Regions from separate parts of the Homo sapiens genome. Here region 1 is linked to region 2. Evidence: chromatin contacts called from ENCODE Hi-C data. All regions are on one chromosome and are shown on one strand. The core of a region is the stretch at or near the end of the contact, and the rest is flanking DNA. Distances in the headings are between cores, read along the strand shown.

The links. Hi-C counts contacts between places; a loop is a spot of excess contacts on that map. Pooled maps may share reads with other maps.
Region 1: a loop to region 2 is called in a map of sigmoid colon, with 7 times the contacts of the local background. The contact joins the promoter of KDM7A-DT here to the promoter of TRIM24 in region 2. A Hi-C loop is called at or near these places in 1 of 168 maps with a recorded cell type or tissue (sigmoid colon), 1 of 37 single-sample maps with no recorded cell type and 14 of 50 pooled maps.

Annotation. Positions count from the first base shown.
Region 1 is chr7:140,176,007-140,178,706 of GRCh38, reverse strand. KDM7A-DT (KDM7A divergent transcript) reads right to left here and starts at 1,446. Exons shown (of 1, transcript NR_024451.1): 1 at 1-1,446. It overlaps KDM7A (lysine demethylase 7A), which reads left to right and starts at 1,724. Exons shown (of 20, transcript NM_030647.2): 1 at 1,724-1,963. The coding sequence starts at 1,770. RefSeq lists silencers at 1,316-1,745, 1,786-1,885, 2,526-2,700 and an enhancer at 1,168-2,091.
Region 2 is chr7:138,458,916-138,461,615 of GRCh38, reverse strand. It overlaps TRIM24 (tripartite motif containing 24), which reads right to left and starts at 1,357. Exons shown (of 19, transcript NM_015905.3): 1 at 704-1,357. The coding sequence starts at 1,067. RefSeq lists silencers at 486-965, 996-1,245, 1,306-1,695 and enhancers at 1,206-1,988, 2,392-2,700.

The sequences.
Region 1 (2,700 bases), core at 197-2,696, 1.7 Mb before region 2:
TTGAGACACTTAAAAACTTCAGTTACAGCTCTAATATATGAGACTTCAGTCAAGTTACTAGCTTTCCTCAACTATAAAAAGGAGATTAGGCAGGACTTGGTGGCTCACGCCTGTAATCCCAGCACTTTGAGAGGCCGAGGCGGGCGGATCACTTGAGGTCAGGAGTTCAAACAGCCTGGCCAACATGGTGAAACCCCGTCTCTATTAAAAATACAAAATTACCCGGGTGCGGTGGCGTGCGCCTGTAATCCCAGCTACTTGGGAGGCTGAGGCAGGAGGATCCCTCGAACCCGGGAGGTGGAAGTTGCAATGAGCCGAGATCACAGCACTGCACTGCACTCCAGCGCGGGCAACAAGAACGAAACTCCGTTTCAAAGAAAGAAAGGAAAGAAAGGAAAGGAAAGGAAAGGAAAGGGAGGGAGGGAAGGAAGGAAGGAAGGAAGGAAGGAAGGAAGGAAGGAAGGAAGGAAAGAAAGGAAAGAAAGAAAGAAATGGAGAATTAGATCAGCGACTCTTTGCCTGGGGGTGGGTGACAGAACAACACTTCTTCCTCCCCTAACAAAAATTACCTATGGAGCTGTGAGGGCTTTCCCCACTGATAGAAATGCCAGCAGAAATTCAGCTACAAATACTCAATCCAATAATCCTTAACATCACTTCCAATCCACAGTTATGATTCCAACGCAATCTTTTCTATACAGTATTTGTCAGCTGTTTTTATTCTTCAGTTTATCATCTTATATTTGGCTCTCAATTTCACCCATAAATTATTGATGGCTTATTATACGCCAAGTACCCTGCGCTCCGCTTTTTGTGGTATCCCTCTTCGGAGCGAGAAGTCACTTAGAATTTTACCCCATCTTCCCCACTTGGGAATCGGAAGGGTTCATAGCTAAGTTTTGTTATTTATAAGCACGCCGGCTCTTCTCTATCCCTCTCTCCACCAACCCCATTTCAAGGTTGGTCCCTCCCAGCGGACGACAGTGATGAATTCCTCTTGGGGACAGCCCTCCCGCAACTAACGGTGGCTCCATCGACGCTCTGGTCTCCTTGCTGCTCGCTGGGAATTCGGGTGGGACGTTTTCCAAAGTTTGGATTCCACGGCACATTCCTCCCTCGGAAAGGCACAACCGGCTCGGCGTGTCAGCTCAGCTGGACTCACGCCGGTGCGGGGCCGCAGCTCCGGTTCTCGCTGGGCGGCTGCGGAGGGCTGGGCGATTCTCTCAGCGTCGCGAGGCGACCCGGGCAGCAGCAAACTTCTCCGCTTCCCCTCTTCGGGACGCGGCACCTCTTCTGCCCTTGAGCACTCCGCAGGAACTTCCCCCGGCCTCGGCTCTCGCTCCGAAATAACCGAGCCAGCTCCTCGCACGCTCCCGCCGTCCTCCTCCGGCTGCGGCCGCGCGCCCGCCGCCACCGCCACCACCGCGCGTGTCCTCACGGGGCCTCAGCTCCCTCCGCCCCCGCAGCCGCCTGCGTGCCCTTCAACAGCTCCCTCCGCCCGGCCGTCGCGGAGAGGAGCGGGGAGCGCGCGCCGGCGCCAGAGACGTGCGCGAGACGCACGGCCCCGCGCCGAGCGCCGGAAGCAGCCGAGTCTGGGCCTCGCGCGTCGCGCGCGCCTCCTCCCCCTCCGCCAGCCGCCGCGGCCTCGCGCGCGCGCACTGAGGCGCCGCCGCCGCCGCGGCTGCTGCAGGAGGCGGCGCTGGCTGGCGGCTGCGCTCGCTCCAGTCGGCGAGCGGAGTAGCGAGCGAGCGTGTGTGTGTTTTTTAAAGATGGCCGGAGCGGCGGCGGCGGTGGCCGCGGGAGCAGCAGCTGGAGCCGCCGCGGCAGCCGTGTCGGTGGCGGCTCCCGGCCGGGCCTCGGCGCCTCCGCCGCCCCCGCCCGTGTACTGTGTGTGCCGGCAGCCGTACGACGTGAACCGCTTCATGATCGAGTGCGATATCTGCAAGGACTGGTTCCACGGCAGGTAAATAAACCCCCTCCAGCCCCGCAGCCGCCACCGCCGGCCACCGACCAACCGCCGCCGCCGCCGGCCGCCCGCGCCTCCCTCGGGCCGGGCCGCCGCGCCGCGCCCAGCTTTCAGGGGGCCCCGGTGCCTAGCCCCCCGGCCGGGCAGTGGGGCGCGCGGTGCCCCGGGTTCGCCGGGCGGGCTCCAGAGGGGAGCCGGTGGGCTCGCCTGGCCCGGGCGAAGAGTCGCCACAACAAACACGAACAAAGAGGGCCGGCGGATAAGTTGGCAGGGGGAGCCTGGGGCGAGGGGACGCGGCCGGGCGGGCGCGGCGGGGGCGTCGGGCGGAGCGCCGGCCGGGTCCGCAGCCCCTCGCCAGCCCGGGCCGCCGCCGCCCCGCCCCGCCCCGCCGCGCCCGGGGCTCCGGCCGGAGTCGCCGGCCGCCCCGCCGCTCTGCCCGGCCGGCCGACGCGCCTGCCTTCCTTCCGGGCGGCGATGGGGTCGCCCCGGCCCCGCGTCTCCTCCGCGCCGCGGGTCCCTGTCGCGCCCCCTTCCCCGTCTTTATCAAACTTCCTGGGCCAGTGGGACGGGGGCAGCGGCGGGCCGGAGAGGCGACCGCGCCAGCCAGCTCGGCGGGGCTCCGCGGAGTAAACAGAGCAACAGATGAGGCACTCGCTCTCGGGGACTTGAAAGGTGCCGGGGAAGTTGGGGCCGGGCCCCCGGCGGGCGGCAGGTTGACCCGGGTCGCGGTCCTG
Region 2 (2,700 bases), core at 108-2,607:
GCTTTATCTATAAAATACCAGAAAACCCAAATCACTTTGTATTATTTCTCTTCGCCGTCTCAAAATAAAACCTTTGAAAGAGACACACAACAAAACAACGTCTCTTGGTTCCTTTGTCCCCAGCAGAGGAGAGGGAAGAGAACTGGGAACTCATTAAGGTAAAGAGCCCCAAACATGCAAGATAAGAAATAAATGACATCCGATCTGCAATCAATCATCAAAGAAAGTCACCATCACTTCATCTTCATCCCTCCCTTCTCCCCTGCAGCTCAAATAACGTGAGTATAGACGAGATGATCAGGATCATATGGACCTGGACAAAGCTTTGTGGAGGCAGCGGGCGGGTAGCAGTTAACTGGCTGCAGCCGGCAAAGAACCCGAGATTCCGGCTGCAGGAGACTCCGACAGAGGTCTGCAAAAGTGCGAGTGGCAGGGGCCGCCCGGCTGTTGAGAATGCGGAGCAGCGGCGGCGGCGGCGGCGCGGTCAAGTCCACAGCGCCCGGGGAAGTTGCTGGCCGAGCGCGACACGCCGCAGAGCGCGGGCCCTCCATGTCACCGTCGCCAGCACAGACCCTCCTGCTCGCCCCTCCCCCGCCGCGCACCCCGGGCGGCGGCGACATGACAGCGGGTCGCGCCGCACAAGGGCGCCCGCCCCCTCCTGGCCCTCTCCCCGGGCTCCCCAGCGGCCGCGGCCGGTTCTCACCTTGGGTGGCGAACGGCGACGAGCCGCTGACCGGCGAGCCGGGGGCAGGGACGGGTGGCGGGGTCTCGGCCGAGCCCAGCATGGGCGCGGGCAGCATGAGGTAGCGCTGGGGCGCGGGCAGGCAGCGCTGGCAGAAAGAGTGCAGGCAGGGCAGCAGCTTGGGCGCCCGGCTCTGGATGTTCTGGTGGCACACGGCGCAAGTGTCCAACAGGTTGAGCCGGGCCGCCTCGCCGCCGCGCTCCGAGTCCGGGCCCTGCCGACTCTCGGCCTCGTTCTCCCCGCTCGGCGCCGCCGAGGGCCCCCCGGAGGCCGCAGCCGAGGCCGCTGCCGCCGCCGCCACCGCCTTCTCCACCGCCACCTCCATTGTCCTGCCCTTGCCGCCGCCGGGGAAGCGAGAGCGCGGTCTCCGCCCGCCGCCCCCGACGACCTCCTCCTCCTCCTGCGGCTGCTCCTCAGAGGCCGCTCGGTGGACTCGCGGCAGCGCCAGCGAGGGAGGGAAAGCAAACCGGGCGGGGGAAGCCTCCTCAGGCCCACGGGATCCGCCTCCCGAGTGGCGCGGCCGGAAGGAGGGTATCTGTCAGCGGAGACCGTTCCTCGCACCGGGGAGGCTGCACCCCGTCCGCTTCGCCAACCGCCGAGGCGCTCGTGGAATACGCCCAGCCCGCCCTTGCCTCCCCGCCTTTCTCTTCATCCCCCTGGCCCACCTCAGGCCCCGCCCCCGCCCCCGCCCTCCCTCTCCCAGCAACTGAGGCTTCGGTGTGGAGCGCGCCGCCCAATAGCGGCCGCGCCTGGCGAGGGGGCGGGACCTGTTGGAGCCCGCGAGGCTCCGTCGGCCGCGGCGGGAGGTTGGGAAGTGGGAGGTGCTTGCCCAGCCCCGCCCCCTCCGGACGCCTGAAATCGCGGCTTCTGATTGGGCCTTTGTGTATGTTTCCTCCTCTGAAAAGATTAAGGGTTCATTTGTTAACGACCATCCGCCTGATTCGGTCCGCGGTGTTAGCTCCTCCTAGGGGGCGGGACCTCACTTGTCTACTCAATGCCGTTAATTAAGTAACTGCTTGGAAAACTGATTTCATTACTGGAGACCTGGTCTTGTAGGAGGAGTAAATATGGTCGGAGGGTCACAGGAGGAAGGAGTGGAGGTACTGAAGAGCAAACAAGGAAATAATTTTTTAAAATACTGTGTGAAAGAGGTACTCTGGAGGCAGCAGGGATATTGCAACCTAATTTTACTCATCTCTAGAATGAATGAGTATGAAGAATAAGGGGGGGAAGTTCTCGTGCAAGTTGGAAATTTTTAAAGGGTTTCCCCAATGAAAAAGGTGAAATTAATTTTTAAAGTCAGTGATTTGCTTTTTAAGTGACTAAAAGTGGTTCGTTTTCCCAGGAATTAATACAGATTGACAAATGTTTTTATTGCATAAATATAGCATCATTAAGCAAAAATAAACCTCAATACTGTTACCCAAATAATTCATAACTTCAGGATTCTTTTGTATTTCCTCCCTCCCTCTTATTTTATTCCCTCCCTCCCTCCCTCACCTCTCTACGCTGATATCAGAAGTTACGCACATTTTTCACTCAAAAAATGGCGCAGCTTTTAAGGAACTTGAAGAATAGAAACGGAATGAAGGAAACAAGATTTTGTAACACGTAACTTTAAGAAGTATTTACCTTTTTTTTTTTTTTTTGTCAATACTAATGAAGCGGTACTGGACTTTAGAGAAAGATGGAGTGGGTCATGAAAGGCTTTGCTAAAATCACAGTTTTCCTGGAGGACTATATGGGATGGCAATGGGGGAGGGCTAGGCAACGTAGCCTTCCTTCAAGACCTTGCCCTTAAACACAACCTCCGTAGGCCTCAAGTGAGAGGTTCTTTTACTTAATCACAAGACATTCAACAGCTCTTCCCGCCTCCCCCACCCATTGGTTCCTGTTTAAGCTTGGGATTTTTTGTTTGTTTGTTTTTTTGCATGGAAGTAGCTCTTAAACCTTAGTTT